2 separate regions of the Homo sapiens genome follow, and region 1 is linked to region 2. A link is a loop called in an ENCODE intact Hi-C map of the cell type or tissue named here. Cell type or tissue: Calu3. All regions are shown on one strand.

Evidence for each region. Peaks named below come from ENCODE experiments on the same cell type or tissue, not always from the same donor. Only the 100,000 strongest peaks of a DNase experiment are listed, where the experiment ranks them.
Region 1: it touches region 2 in a loop (6-fold over the local background); 4 of 110 quality-filtered maps call a loop at or near these places.

Annotation. Positions count from the first base shown.
Region 1 is chr14:24,979,495-24,987,494 of GRCh38, forward strand. The region is part of intron 1 of STXBP6 (syntaxin binding protein 6); the gene reads right to left. Among named protein-coding and RNA genes, the nearest start is that of STXBP6, 67 kb to the right of the region's middle. In Calu3, no CTCF peak of the experiment used is centred here; no DNase peak of the experiment used is centred here.
Region 2 is chr14:24,813,389-24,821,388 of GRCh38, forward strand. STXBP6 (syntaxin binding protein 6) reads right to left here. Exons shown (of 6, transcript NM_001394410.1): 5 at 5,649-5,806. LOC124903293 (a long non-coding RNA gene) reads left to right here and starts at 4,970. Exons shown (of 2, transcript XR_007064089.1): 1 at 4,970-5,505; 2 at 5,602-8,000. In Calu3, no CTCF peak of the experiment used is centred here; DNase peaks (open chromatin) are centred at 3,133, 3,883 and 4,573.

The DNA.
Region 1 (8,000 bases), 170 kb after region 2:
AAATAAGAGAAATAAGATTCTCTAAAATTAGACTTCTTTGCATTACCACTTTGTTTTTGAAATTCTACAAATTCAATTTTAAGTCCCACCTATAATGTTGATGACACTAATCATGCATCCAACTCAGAGTGTCTTTCTGGCTTTAAACCCATATACCTAGCTGTAGACTGAGCATTTCCACTGAGACCTAACCTAGACCCTTCCTTCTCCCTCAACCCTTTCAAATCCCCATAACGAACCAATCACCAAGTCCTGTGGATTTGATTTAATATTTCTAGACTAGCTTTTCTTCATTCTCACTTCCTCTGCCTTAGTTTGGGTCTTCACCATCCCCGGCCTGAATAATTTTGATGCTTCCTCTAAAGGACTCCAGTACTGCTCTTACTTTACCACAATCAGCCCTCTACACTGTCCAATGTCATATTCCAAAGGATGAATATGATTCAAGCTTAACTGTACTTAACTGCTTCTTCTCCATGCCTCAGCTATTGACAAAGAAACACAATAATCTTAACAAGGAAAAAGACAATTTTGTAAATGTTAAAATCTAAATGGAGAAATGTTAAATTACTTCCCTTAAAAGCCACAATATAGACATACTAAATGCTACAAAACAGATGTTATTATATATCACTAAACCTAGAAATCTAAAAATGTTAATTTTGCTCCAAAGTTCAAAAACTTTAACAGGTAGTCAGAAAATATACAAGCTTTTATGCAAAGAAAATCAATTTTATTTTTTCTGATGTCATATATTAAGATCAAGGAGATAATATGAGGCCAATTTAGCCCCTTTAAAAGTGTTTAAGAAAGAGTTACTGATTTTTAACAAAATGTTTACTTAGATAATGTTTCTCTTTGATAAGACAGTTCTCAAGTTGAAAGCTTTAGTCTTTCCATGGTATGTAGGCATGTGAATAAACAATAAATTAGACAAAAATTTTAGTCCACCAACCAGTTTTTCCATGTAATTCAACTACTACTCTTAACTACTAGTTCTTATAAGTAGATTCTAAAAAGGAAGTCAGATATGCTATTAGAATAGACAGGTAACTTTAATCTGGTGACAACATTTGAAGTCTTAAAAGTACAATCACTTCAAGTTCAATCACTCTTTATTGCTACAAACAAGGGCTATTGGATGGGCTTGCCATGGTGAGAAACCAGATGGGAATAGCAGACCAAGAACCCATATTTAAGGCTTCACAAGCTTTACAAAATTAGGGTAAAATCAATAGACATTCAGCAAATCCTCTAACAACATACTTAAAGGAGCCAGAAACTTCTAAACATGAAAAATAATGGGGATATGAATAAAAACTAAAAACATTATCTGTTCTGCTAGAAAAATAGTTGAAGATAGGAAAAAAAATATCTTAAAGTAGAAACTCCAAACAAAAACTGCACATGAACATCACCTGGGTGCCCAGGTCCTGCTCACAGAGATTCAGGGGATCTGGGGCTAGGGCCTGCAACTTGTTTTCTGAATGACTTCTTCAGTTTATTCTGCTATACAACCAGGTCCAGAGCCACTATCTTTGGGTTTTCCCCCTGTATTTAATGAATTACTTATAAAACAAATAAAAAGACCCCAGAAACAAGTGTACATGGCAAATATTTTGTAAAGCCCTAGTAATGAATCATTGAAGTTTACATAGCACTTCATGATTTACAAAGTATTTCTATATCTAATCCCAAATGTGTAATCAAGAGAGCCACTGAATATATCTTCCAAAGTTTGCTTCAAAACTGTAAATTAGAATCTTCAGATATGTATGTGAGTATTTTTTTTTTTTGAGGCAGAGTCTCACTGTTGCCCAGGCTGGGGTGCAGTGGCACCATCTTGGCTCACTGCAACCTCTGTCTCCCAGGTTCAAGCAATTCTCCTGCCTCAGCCTCCTGAGTAGCTGGAATTACAAGTGTATGTCACCATGCCCGGCTAATTTTTGTATTTTAGTAGAGATGGGGTTTCACCATGTTGGCCAGGCTGGTTTCCAACTCCTGACCTCAAGTGATCCACCTGCCTCAGCCTCCCAAAGTGCTGGGATTACAGGTGCGTGCCCAGCCCAGATATGTGTTTTTATGAAGGGTAAACTATGTCATTTTTAACACACCCAATTGGTGCAAGGATTATGAGGAAGTGTTATAATTCCTCTCCAACAGAGATTAATATGAGTTGAAACCTTTTGAGCCAGCAACTCTACCATTAGAAAAAATGGTGTGAGCATGCACACACCATGTGTGTGTTACAGATGCATGTTTACCTCAGATCCATTTTTAAGAAAAAATCATCATAAACAACCTAAATACCCATCAATCTTCATTGGTTAAATACAGTATAGCCCATCCACCCAACAGAATATTACATATCCTTTTAAAATTGTGGCACAGACCTACAGATATTGACTTGGAAAAATTGCCAAGAAATAATACAGAGTGAAAACAAGGAGGTTATAAAACAGAAAATGAGCTCATGAATTTGCAATTTTATGTGTATATTTACATGCATAAAGAGATGTCTAGAAAATAGTTTGCCAAAACGTTAATATGATTATCTCTGGATTTTGAAACAAGGAAACAGGTCAGAGATTCTGCAGGACAGTCTTCGTACTCCACTAAAATCTCAGTGGAGTGCTCCTTGAAAATTGCGGTTTTAAGGCACATTCTTTCCACCAAACCTGGAAGACCTATCAAAATACATTTTATTGAGACCCAATTATAAGTTGACCATATTCTTTTTTCAACTCCAGTCCAGGCATAGTGTTGAGAACCCCAAAGTAAATTAGCAAACTCCCACCCTCAAAAAGCTGTGAGAAAGGAGAGCAAACGCTGTGAATAATGACAAGGCTTAGAAGATAACTTTGTAGGAAGAAAATGGTACCCTTCTTCTGTCCAATTGCAGCTCAATGCTGGAGCCTTCAACCTGGTGAACAGAGCACCAGCTACGCGTTAGCCTGCGCTTGCTCTCTTAGATGAATAACTCTGGAACAATGTAAAAACAACACAACCGTACACAACAGCCCTGGTCATACTGTTTAATTCTTTAAGGAAGGAAACGAGGAATTGCTTTTCTGCCATCAGACTGCCAAAGACTATGAGACCCGATTGGCTTTCTTTTCCCTGTACATACTAACTCTCCCTGTGTAAAAGACATTATGTTCACAGGATTCTCTGAGCCCATGACTCATGTCTGCTTCAACTATAAACCTAGATTATTTTCATCTCCTCTTTCCTTGTTTATATGTCCAGTATACACATTCTTCTTGTAAGTCTGATATCCAAAGAACAAACCCTGACCACAAGATCTGTGTTTACACAAGTTTATTTACATTGCGGGTGTACCTTTTAATCTTGTCAATTACTACATCCTAACTTTCACAAATGATATGACAAAGCCAAAAAATAACACCACCAACAAAAGCTACATAGGATATGTCATTTGGAGGATTTATTGAGGTAAGACGAAGATTTCATAAGCATCACTCATTCCAAGGGATTCTATTAATAGGAACTCCACATTCACAAGTTTAAATTCCAAGGACCAGTTAAGCCAGTTCTACAGTATCCATGTACCCTTTCTACAGTAATGGGTAGAAATAAAGAATCATAGTGAAGGCCAGGCTAGAATACACTCATTGGTGTATTATGGATACTGACGAGATTATCAATCTAAAACATAGAACAAACCTTGAAAAGTGAATTGAACCACATCAAAAGAGGAAGGTAGTAACAGAAAAAAATTAAAAAGAGCTCAACTTTTTGACATTCCCCTATTTTTACTGAGCAATCATGTCATTGTAGTATCCAACAACTAGTCAGCAAACTAAGAAAACAATATGTTGACTTGAGAACATCACTTACAGCAGACAGCACTGGAAATAGCCAAATCTATTCCAACCATGTTCAAATACAGGCAAAAGCCACATAAAGATTGACTTAACATGAAAATAAACATTTTAATTATCTGCTAGGTTCTGCACTACTTGCTGAATTAGTTTGTTTCTTTTGCTTACACTGAAGAAAAGACAGAAGGAAAAGCACTAAACCCATATATGAAAGGAAGTAAAAAGTTTGCATAGTAGGTCAGTTGTTTTCCCCTTAGAGGAGGGTATGATTGATAACAGAAATTGCAGATTTAAAAAGAAAACAAGAAGATGTGTCTACCATTAAAAATAAAGAAACAAACAGAAACATAAACTCTCCAGCAAGCATAACATGAGCTTTTTATATTAGATATTTGTTGACTCAAGCTTTAGGTAAATTTTAAGTTTTCTTGATTTAAGCTAATTCTATTTTGGAAAAGACTTAAAATATAACAGTGAAAAAATAATGAGCCTTTAAAGAAAGCCTCCATTTTTTAAGAGTTTGAAACCTATAAAAACCTAAAATACAGTTGAAACAAGTTTATATGCTTTCTAAAATTTTTTAAATCAGAGCAAAACTTCTTTAAAGTATTCTCTAAATCAAACATCAATTTTAAAACATTCCTTATTCATTGAGAGGCCAAGGTGGGTGGATCACGAGGTCAAGAGATCAAGATCATCCTGGCCAACATGATGAAACCCTGTCTCTAGTAAAAATACAAAAATTAGCCGGGCGTGGTGGCATGCACCTGTAGTCCCAGCTACTTGGGGGGCTGAGGCAGGAGAATCACTTGAACCCGGGAGGTGGAGGTTGCAGTGAGCCGAGATCGTGCGACTGCACTCCAGCCTGGCAACAGAGTGAGACTCTGTCTTAAAAAAACAAAAACAAAAACAAAGAAACCAAAGAAAAAGAAAAAAGAAACCTTCCTTATTTGAATCGCTGATTTGGAGAATATCACCACTTTACAATTTCTTGGAAGAGTTTGAGTAAGTTTTCTGTAATTGATATATCATCAGTGTTATACTCCAACATGACGTCTTCACAGCAGTGAGAGGCACAGAAGCAATGTGACACTCTGAGGAGCCATTTTACACATACCTACTCTGTTTAAAAGGCAAGACACTGTGCCCTTCAATGCCTCAATTTCCCAAATGAAATTTCCAGTGAGGTTTATGAACACTTCTGATCTCATTAAGGATCTGGCCAAGGACTGTAATTCCAACTTATCTGATCTCCCCAAGGGTCAACTTCACGAATTCATGCCAGTGTAGTACAATCTGAATGGTGATCGAAAGGCTTCCTTCTCAGCCTCCAAAAGCAATTTCCCCATCTGTCAGCTACCTCAAATTCTGACATAAGAGATGTATATACTTAGATATGTGACTTTGGTATTCAAAAAATCCTTATTAATATGCTTATACTCCGGGTGCAGAGACTTTTACAGATGAGGAAACTAAAGCTAATTGGTTAAGTAAATTGTCCTACATCACACAGCTCAAGGGCAGAGCAGGGACTTAAACCTAAGATGCATGACTCCAGAAGCCTTTGCTCTTTCTTACTATCTCATATTGAAGAAATGAGAAAGGTACGGAAAGGTGAGGCTGGAATGCATTCTAGGTAAAACAGGACAAATTCAACTGCTTTACACTTTTGCCTCTGGCCACATTTTCTGGTGTACAAGATACTGTTATCACCCTAGCCCAGCAGCTACAAAGATAACAAATCGAGCTGTAGTTTGAAGTCATTCTTTCTGGATATCTGTTCATCTTGTGTGTGCATATCATGCTGGTTCGTTGGCAAAGGAGTTGCACAGCCTTATTAGGATAGAGCTTGTTTTGATTCTACAAATAAAAATGGGAGTTGACAATACATTAGCAGAGAGATTCTGCAACAGATCTCTAACTCCATAAAGGGGACAATGCCTATGAAAGCCTCATCACAGCTGCTCACCACCATCATTTCGAGACCTGCAGTTTGCAACAGGAGTCAACTCCTGAGATCTTGGATGGCTGCCACAAGGCAGTTTTATGAGCCTTGCAGGCTACTTTCCAAACCGGAAAACGCTTAAATATGAAAGGCACATTTTCAAAGGTTTCTGCTGGTTCTCAAGGGAAGTCCTCTTCCACTTCCTTTGCTGTATTACCCCCACTCTGGCATTTCAAAAGCACAACTTGGACCCTCCCTGTTACCTTCCTGTTCCCACTTTTTCTGGGCCTTCTATCTTTTGCTGACAGTGCTTCAAGGAACCTTAGCTTCTCCAGCAGCAATGCCCTGAGTTTCACCAATTTCAAAGGCTCTGCAAGAAGAATTTCATCATTTTACTTTACGGAGAAGGATCTCAGCAAGATATTCACAAATAAGCTAACCAACCACATTATTTGACACCCTTTTGGGCCTTACACACCAGCAGCTTACACCTCAGTTAAAAAGTGTGGGCACAGCAGAAATGTGGCATTCTTAAGCTTAAAAGTTTAATGCCTGGAAGTGATCCTAGTGATGGTCTATCTCATCCAATTACCTCACTTAACACATAAGGAAACTGAAGTCCAGAGGGTGATTCCAAAGTCACACAACAGAAGAGTAGCAAAACCAATATTAGGGCTAAATATTGCTCTCGACTTTTTTAAGTAAAAAACAGAGAAACATGAAATGATAATGTAAATAGTAGAGCAGTGCCGAATTTGTGGAAGGTGAGAACAGGTGGTGTGTTGGGGGAATGATGATAACAGAGAAAGAGAAAACATGATTAATCACAGTGGGGACTCTTCTCAGATTAAATTTTTTTTCTTGGGAATTGGCTTGAAATTAAGTGCTGAACTAGAAAACCTCTAGCCCATAGAGTTCTAAACCTTAACTCTTGGCTATCACCTTTTTCCCCTTGAATTTTCACAGTTTGTTTTCTCATTTGGCTATTGAGGCCAAAAGCAATGATGGTCTGCCCAAGCGGAACAGCCCAGGATAGTCCAAGAAGCACAGACTAACTCTGGCCAAGCTCCAACCCACAGGCCTCTGTATTGACTCCAACTGAGCCCCTTCTACAGTCTCCAGGCTCTGAGCCACTGGCAGAAGAATACACCCTGGGAAAAGTCACATGTCCATTCTCGGTTTGGGAATTAATGTGCTGGTGTTGGTGGTCTCCTGAAAGCACACACTAACCATACCAGGAGCCTGGATCAGCTGTTGACAGGGTTTCTCAGTACCTATTCCAGGCCCTGGTAAACAACAGGGTGGGAAAATAGGAATCCGTCTAGCCCAGTTCTTGTCTTTGGAACTGCACCCTTCAGCCGCAGCACAAAAACACCACCAGGTGCCTGCAATCTGTAATCAGTGCTCTATTAAAACACTCTCAGAAACACTGGAATTATCCTGATTTCCACACACAGCTGCACAAGGTCCTGTTGGGTAACTGGAGAGTCTTTACAGGTTCACTTAAGCTACAAACTAGAATGCCTTGGTTAGGATTGAGCACATTCAATGGTGAAATCTCCATGTGAGTGGAATGGGTGGATAGGTGGTCATCTCTATTCTATGTCTTGAGATGTAACAGAATAGCCTACAAATCCAGGTCAGACTCAAAGTCCATATGCAAATTCAGGCTCTGCTCTATTCAATCAATTCCTCTGTCATTCAATGTCAACCCCTTTTTAATCAGCATGTTCCAGAAAATAACTAACTTCTGACCTAACTAGCTGTGCAGTGTTTGATAGGAAGGAAAAAAAAATCTATCAATTGAATACTACCCTAATATGAACTCAATTAACACTAGTACAAGCTTAATGGTACCACACACTAACACATTACAAAGACATTCAAACAAATGTGATCGGGATCACCATCCAAAAGCTGGGGGCCAAGGTACAGGAGTCACTTCTCCCCTGACTCGACCTGACAGATGTTGGATGGTGACAAGAAGTTTTTACATTTGTCATCACAGGACCTAGGTCTGAGCCTGTCTTTGCCTTTACTCAATGAATAATATTTGGGCAAAATCCTACATCTTTGAGACCTGCATCTTCACCTTTAAAGTAGGATAGTACCACCCACTTCCTAGGACTGTTGTGAAGGATGAAGAAGGAGGTTATGGAAATCAGCTCCCTGGGTCCAACTGCTCCCACCTGGGGTGTCCTGATTCTTGA
Region 2 (8,000 bases):
GCCAGCCCATGATAATGTATTTAAGGAAATGGTATGCAGGTACAGAATATGAAATTAAATTTGTCCTCACTTTTCTTAGCCAGATCTTTTCCAAGGAGTCTATACAATGATGTGAACCAGAAGGCAGAACAGAGGCTGAACTGTAACTCTCCATGTATCCAGAGTCTGATATCAGGGACTAATTCCTGTGGTTGGGGCTGGGAACAACTGGGGTTAGGGTTCTGTGGCTCAGAAATCCTTTGAGCAAAGAACAGGTGATTCTCCGCAGGCAATAACTTTGCAGAAAGCCCTGTCATCTGCATCCTGACCAGGCTCTCTGCCTTTTAAGAATTAGTAAGGCCGATCCTACTGATTTCACCCAGTGGTGCTCTGCATCATTTTGGAATGTCACTAATCCATTTCTTCTGCAAAACCCAGGGCAACCTGAGTCTTCTCTTTCTCTTCTTGACATCTTCAACAAATAAATTATAACCCTGGGGCTGCCATCTCAGCTAAGCCACCAGCAAAGACAGGGTCAACACTCACAACAAGTGTCCCCAGCCAGGTTTGCATGTGATAGAGGGACCTTTGGACCAGTCCTCATGTTGATAAGTTAATCTCTGCTTGGGAAACCTCAGCTGAAAGAGCTCCTGGTACCTCTGTCTGGTGATGCCAGTGAAGACCTCCACAGATCTTCTGCAATGCTAACGCCAATAGTCAGTCAACTGTCAGACACAGGGTTTGGGAAGTTCCGAATGTGCCCAGGCTGTCCTGCTGAGTGATGTGGGTTCTTGCCAAGAAGGGTAGAGGTGGCTAAGGACTCCTGACCTCAAGGAGTTTATAGTCCAGGAAACATATAGTCCAGGTTGGTGCAAATGGCAGAGCCAGGGCTCTAGCTCAGATCTGTACCACTTCCTGGCCACACTCTGAACCTCATCACTCTACGGCCTCTACTTCTTGCTCTGCTTCTAGTTTTTATACATTATTCAGCAACATGGACCATCACATCAACACAGAGTGGTTAAGTGTTGTGCATAATAAATACTGACCATAAATATTTGATCAGTGCTGCTGTCCTGGTATTCAATGAGCTGTTAACTTTCAACTAATGGGCTTGTGCCAATTTACCCACAGCTATTAATTTTCAGCAGTGATTATGCTGCTGTTCAAACCAGACCCTGGTAACCAGGACAGTGCATCTGGAATGGAGCTAAGGGGAGCCCCCGGGCCACGACCAGCTAAGATTTGCAGAAATACAGTTAAGACTGGACATTTTGCTATTTGAGTATTGGCATGGTCCAAATGTTTGTGTTTCCCCAGAATTCTTATGTTGAAACCTAACCCCCAAGGTGATACTATTAGAAGGTGGAATCTTTGAGAGGTAGTTAGGTCATGAGGGCAGAGCACTCATGAATGAGATTAGTGTCCTTATAAAGTGGCTGAAGCGAGACCCCTCACCGCTTCCACCATGTGAGGACATGATGAGGAGGTGCCATCTATGAATCAAACAATTGGCCTTCACCAGACACAGGATTTGCCAGTACCTTGATCTTTGACTTCCCAGCCCCCAGAATTGTGAGAAATAAATTTCTGTTGTATATAAGTCACCCAGTTTATGGTATTTTGTTATAGCAGCTTGAATGGACTAAGAAAGTAGTATCATTTTAGTTTTTGTTTAAAAATTCCCTAGGAATTAGGAGCGTTAGAATATGGAAGGCAGGGAGGTAGAGCAGAAAGAGCACTGCATGAAATGAGGTCAGGATACCTGCTGCTGCAAATCTGCTGTATGACCTTGAGCTCTAAAGTCACAGCTGCTCCACACCTCAGCCTCCTCTTATGTCTATAAAAAAGTCTCCAACGCTAAATGCCAATGGATAAATTTAGGTGTCAGAGTTGTTAAAATTTCAAATTTCCTTTTGATATATTTTGTGTTCTTAATATCTCATGGAAAGAGTTCTCTTTCAATGCTATGCATGTAACCTACTCAACCTAAAAAATGATTATAATAAAATCATGACTGATACCAGGCAGATATAGTATCAATATATTACTGTTGATAAATAATAAAATCATGTATTTTATTTTTTATAATACTATTATAACATAATAGTATTATTTTATAATAATATAATATTATATATTATAAGACCTGTGCTCCGAAGACCCAGACCTGAGCTCCTTAGGTAGTAAGGATAGAGGCAGCCATTCCCTCGCAGTGAGAGAAAGGCCACACGCCCTTTCTTCCCCCACACACGTAGGCTAGTGCAAAACAGGGCAAGTCAATGTTTTTTTCTGCAAGAAATGTCATCTGAGGATGTCTGAGTGTGGGTAATGCTCTTGTCTACTGACTCACTGACTATGGCGGGGCCGTCAAAGCATTGCGTCTGCTGCAACATTGTGCTTTTTGGCAAGGGAAAGTGAGCAGATCTGTTTCTGCGATTGTGGTGCACTTTCCTGAGGTTAACTTTGCATGAAGCCCGGAGCTCAAGAAAGGACCACATTTCCTCAAACCAGGCTCACCAGAGTGGAGGTGGGGGAGTCAGTCTAGGAAGGCAGGGCGGAAGGATCATTTTCTATCTGCACTGTAGACAACAAGCACCTGCGTATTTTGAAGTCAGGGTTGTGCAAAAGTGATCCATTGACTCTTGCACCTGGGTCACTGCAGGAGTCCTGGAACAAGTTAGAAGGCCAAGTTATTTTCTACTGGACTCTACAAAGGTGTGCCAAACTCTCCAGCTGGGGTTCGGCACCCTTATTCAACTGGGAGCTCTAGGAGCTGCCACCTGGCATTGCCATTTTCAGCTCAGGACTCTGCCATGTGTTCTGGCCCCCACTTGTAAGCACAGCTTACTCCTTCTGAGTCAACAGAGCCATGCTTGTCTAGGGGGTAGAATGCTTGGGTTCCATCTCTGAACTCTCCCCTCACCAGCAGGCCTGGCTGTGGCTTGTCCAGTAAAATGACAGCTTCATGGTCAGCCTATGCTAGCAGGTCCAAATCAAGAGTCCTGGTCCCTGGGAAAATAGCCACACCTTATCTAAAGAGGTCAATCTGCTTGTTAGGAATACTGCCAGTGCCAGTGATTCATAGGCACACATCCCAGTTTCACACAACTGCAAGTCTGGCCATGACACTCTCTCACTCTCATACACATTAACAGACACTAGTAACCCCTCCTCTTCCCCCCGAGATGACCTGAGGGAGGGGAAACCAAAATAAACACAAGCTGTCCACGCCTCACCCCTCCCGAGTGAAAGCAGGTAACTGCTAGGCATAAATTTTCCCACTGGTCAAGCCAGAGACCCCTTTGCCTTTGGTGGCCGCATTAGTTTCTATCCTGATGGGTCCTGTTTCAAGGGCTGATCTGTGTTTAGATAGTATCAACATTTAGCATGAGGGCCCTCCCACACCCCTTTCCCTTTGGGTTTGGGAGGCACAAAATCTTCTCCTCCATTCCTTCCCTGTCCCTGTGTTGAGGATCCTCAATCACCAGTATCAATTCTCCAATCCCTCTACAGTGCTCATTATGTGACTGAATAGGGCAGGGTCAGTAGAAAAAAAATTTATGAAAATGATTACAAATAATAGTAATTTAGATTTATATGTGCTACATACTGTGCTAATAGCTTTGAACTCATTCAATTCTCTGAACACTCTAGTACGTAGGTACTATTCTCATAAAGAATAGTGCTCTATTCTACTGATGAGAAAACTGAGGCTTAGAGAAATTAAGCATTTGCCCAAGGTCACCAAGATGGTAAATGACAGCGCTATATTCAAACACAAGATGTTAACTACTATTCCATATTGCTTTCCCAATTGCCTCGCAAACTTGGCCACAGTATCAGGGAAACAGGGCTACCAGGGCCAAGAATTCAGGCCATCTGGTTAGGTTATCCAATCCAGTGTTTGTACAGCCCCCTCTGGGAGGGACGCCTACGTGGACGACATCCAGGTATTGTCTATGCCACCTTAGGAAGAGCAATTTTACAATCTTCCTTGGTAACCTGGTTCATGGTTTAATCATTAACCTAAACTCTTGTTTTAGCAGAATTTTATCAGTGCACTATTGATTGCTCTATTCTGTGTGGGAAGACATGAAAGAAAAATGCCTGTACCATCACCCTTCCCAGAACTGAAGACTGTTATAAAGTTATTCCCTTTAGCCTCCTCTACCCAACTCAACAACTTAAATGTTTCCCCAGATTTCCACTATCCGTCTCCCACTGAAATCACGGAAGCTGCTGTTGTTGTTAAAGAAGCTGAGGCTGTAATGCCAGCATTTCCATGTCATCATTATCTCTGTGTCACAGAGGCTGGAGAAAGGAGGAAGGAACTAGGGAGACCTTCAATCCAAGTTCACTCTCTGCCTCTGCACCAACAGCAGCAATCTGAGGCTCTGGCCTCCAGCAGGGCTGTCTGCATTTTCAGATAGATCTAGCCAATTCTCCTTGAAGGAACTCGAAATGGGCCCCACGGGCAACAGTGCAGTAAGACCCTGTCACGACAGAGAATGAATGAGATGACAAGACAGCGCTGTGCAAAGGGGATGCAGGAAGAGAAGGCAGGAGTCATCCACTTAGAGCTGGATCCCCAGCTGGACCTGAGCGTGAGCCTCCAGAAGAGGTCACCGCAACTCAGCTGGGAATATTCTTCTCATTGCTTTTTAGGTTATCCATCCTTGTTTCCTCAGCAGAAGTGGTGTTTCTGTTAAAGCCAGTTATTTTCTTCCCCGAAAGGTCACCTGAAAAGTGTATTTGAAGGGCCAGATCATAAGCCTGACATGCCAACACAAGTCATCAGCAGATGTTGTTTCTGGAAGGCTAAATTCAAACCACTAACCAGAAAAAAAACTGCCCTTTGATCTGAAGCACAACAACAGTAATAAATCCTCTTTATCACCTGACCAACAGGGCCTCTCTTTCCTTTGGTTTGTGACTGCCTTAGATAGCTGGCTGCCAATAAAAACTGCCCCTTTCCCTTCTAAAAGGCACAGTTCTCAGCGAGTATGAGAATGTGCAGAGTGCGCACTCAGTCACGCAGGAAATGCCCTTCTCTGGATTCAGGGGCAGCAGGGAGTATTGCTGACAGCTCAGCGCTGGTCCGGTCAAGCTCAGAGCCCCAGAATTGAGGCCCTGAAATAACAATCGACCCCTCTCCGAGGGAAAACTAGCCCCGAGGTGCGTAGTTCCCTGGGACTGGGGCTTGCTTTGTGTCTGGTGAAGAGATAAGGACACACTGCTACACTCAGGATGAGAAAGGGACAGGATGGAAAAGCAAGCACGAGCAGCCTCACGTCCTCCATGTGTTGGCTAAGTGGGGCAGGGATATTCGAAGACCTGATCTCTTCTCCCCGACCCCCTGTTCTGTGCCTCGATACTTGAGCCCTAAACTTCTGAGCAGGAACTAAAGATGGTCCATAGTTCCTAAAGATCCAAGGTCAGAAGGTCAGAGATACGGCTGAGGACATTAGAAAAGAGCCAAAGAAACCAGGTACAAGAAGAAATTTTCCACGACTCAGGTGTTTAGTAAGTAGCAGATGGGAATTACATAAAGGGGAAATAGCTTAATTTTATATCTCTCATCACAGGAAAATACTGAAATAAAGTTTCTTGGCACTGTAGCTCCCCAACACCCCAGAGCTGAGAAGCCTGCTCCTCTCTTGGCCCACCTTGTGCGCAGTTTCTGCAAACTGCTGGGCGCTGTTCTTCAGGTCTTCTGTCTTCTCCTCTGCTCGGCCTAATCGCTCTCCACGCTCATTCAAGGCCTGGCTTGCCTTCTGCACTGCGCTGGTCACGCTGTCAGCAGCTGAATGGAGGATGCTGTTTCCTGAAAGGAGGAGAGCAGGAGCATCAGAAACTGGCTCAGCTGACCCACAGTGACCAGACTCCGGCAGGGTGAGTATCCTGTAAGAGGAAGGCAGGTCACACTGCAGAAAGGCCGCTCGTCTAGTGTCTAGGAAACAAGCCGACATTTCTTTTGATTGGGTTTGACTGACGCACTTGCAGCAAGAACACCCACTGACTGCAGGACCTAGGAAAATCCTAAATGCTTCTCTATAAACTCATCACTGACATGCCAGTCATTTCCATTCTGCCAGTATTCTATCTGTGGAGGCTCAAAAGGATGGGGCCTGTCTGGATTTACAACTTGGCTTGCAAAGATAAATGAAAACGTTGACAAGTTCACAGAATTAGGCAAGTTCAATGAGACATATCTGGATCTTATGTTATTTCCTTTTGACCTGTGGTTTCGGTGAATAACCATAGGAAAACTGGGACCACAGAACTTTTCTAGATAGAATGCTCTATATTCCTTCCAATGCTTCTTCTTCATTTTACCCCTTCATCCAGCAAGTAAAGAACACCCCAAAATGTACAGCTTCATGTAAGAGCTATGATCCAGTCTCAAAGCTCAGAGTAGATGTGTCTGCTCCCAACCTTGGATTCTGTACCATGGCTCGGATGGTTGGGACTCCTTACCTCTGATCTCTAGTATGTGAAATACGGAGCCTCAGGACCATACTTAACCAGCAGGTACAAAACAGTGATAGAAACCAGCCCTAGAAGAAACTTGGTACTCCCAAACTCAGGAGTGGTGATACCAAGAAGGTTGAAAGCCATTGCATCTCAGAGGGTCATGCATTCCTGACATCCCATTTGCCGGGACTGGGCAGCAAAATTCAATAGTGAAGAACTTGCCAATGCATAAATCACTGAGAAATAGCAACTTGCAAAATGACAACCAAAGGAAATTTATAGCTGTATTTTGTTAACACTGAGTGTGAGATATTTAATGGCATTTTATATAATGACTTTATGTCTTTGAATAAGTTTATTACATCATTTAACTTTGTACCTGGGATGGATACATCTAGCCACAGATAGCTTTTAATAGAAACGCAATTTCCACTGGTCTCAGCTGCAAAGGGTTCTTAATTTCTCCTCTGTGGGCACAGTCTGTGGTTTGTGGAAAAGGATCTCAGGCAAAGAAAGTGCCTGGACTGGAGGAAGCACTTAGTAAATGTTTTTCCATTTTTCTTCTTTAATGGTGGATTTCAAGGGATTCAATTATGCACTGAGGGGAGGAGAATGGGGTTAACTCAGTGTTACTCAGTTGCATCAAGCACTACATGAACCAAGATAAATCAGCACAGATAAATAGGGAGCAGAGGAAATGCAGTTCTAGGCAAATCTGGTTGAATGCAAGGTTGGAATGAAAGGTCTGGGTCTTCAGAACAGATTTAGGAGGAGAAATCTTGGTCCCCTTTGCTTTCATATCATACTCATAACTATGATAATAACCCATCCATGCTGCTCAACACTTGAATAGCACTTTGCAATCATAAAGCACCTTCACGAATATTATCTCACTTGATTGTCACAATTCTGCTGATAGGATTGAGACTAGCAGAGGTTAAGAGGCTTGCACAATACCGTATCACTAGGGAAGTGACATGGATAGCACTTGAGCCTGGTTTCCCAGTGACTTTTCCTTATTCTCTACCTTGTTCTTTGCAGATATGGTGTTGGTTCAGAGAAGCAATCACTAAGACAGAATTGTGCGCAGACTAGCATACAGATAGGTTTTGACAGGTTATTTCCCAAGGTAACGCCTGACCGTTTCTGTCCTCAAGGTACTCCTCTTGGTAAATTAAGAGTTATTACCCATGCCACATGGAAAGTCAAGTTTTCTCAAAAAAGGAAGAGGCCAATGGGGTGGAACAGGAAGATGGGGAAGGGCGCAGAGGAGTTGGGAGAGGGCACAAGAAAATCTCCTTTTCCTGCCTCCTTCCATATATTCACAGCTGAGCCACCAGAGGACTGGGAAAAGATAGGGCAGGGAAGCTGCAACTTCACCACTAGGAATAGCTTCCTTAAATCAAAAGGATTTTAGAATTAGCTGCTATAAAATTAAGAGGGTGTATAACCAAGACTTGCCTTTTCCCACTGGAATTAACCTGCATGATCTTCACTCGTGTTTCTGGAATGAACCTACTACACATAAGCCTTGCTGCTTTGTT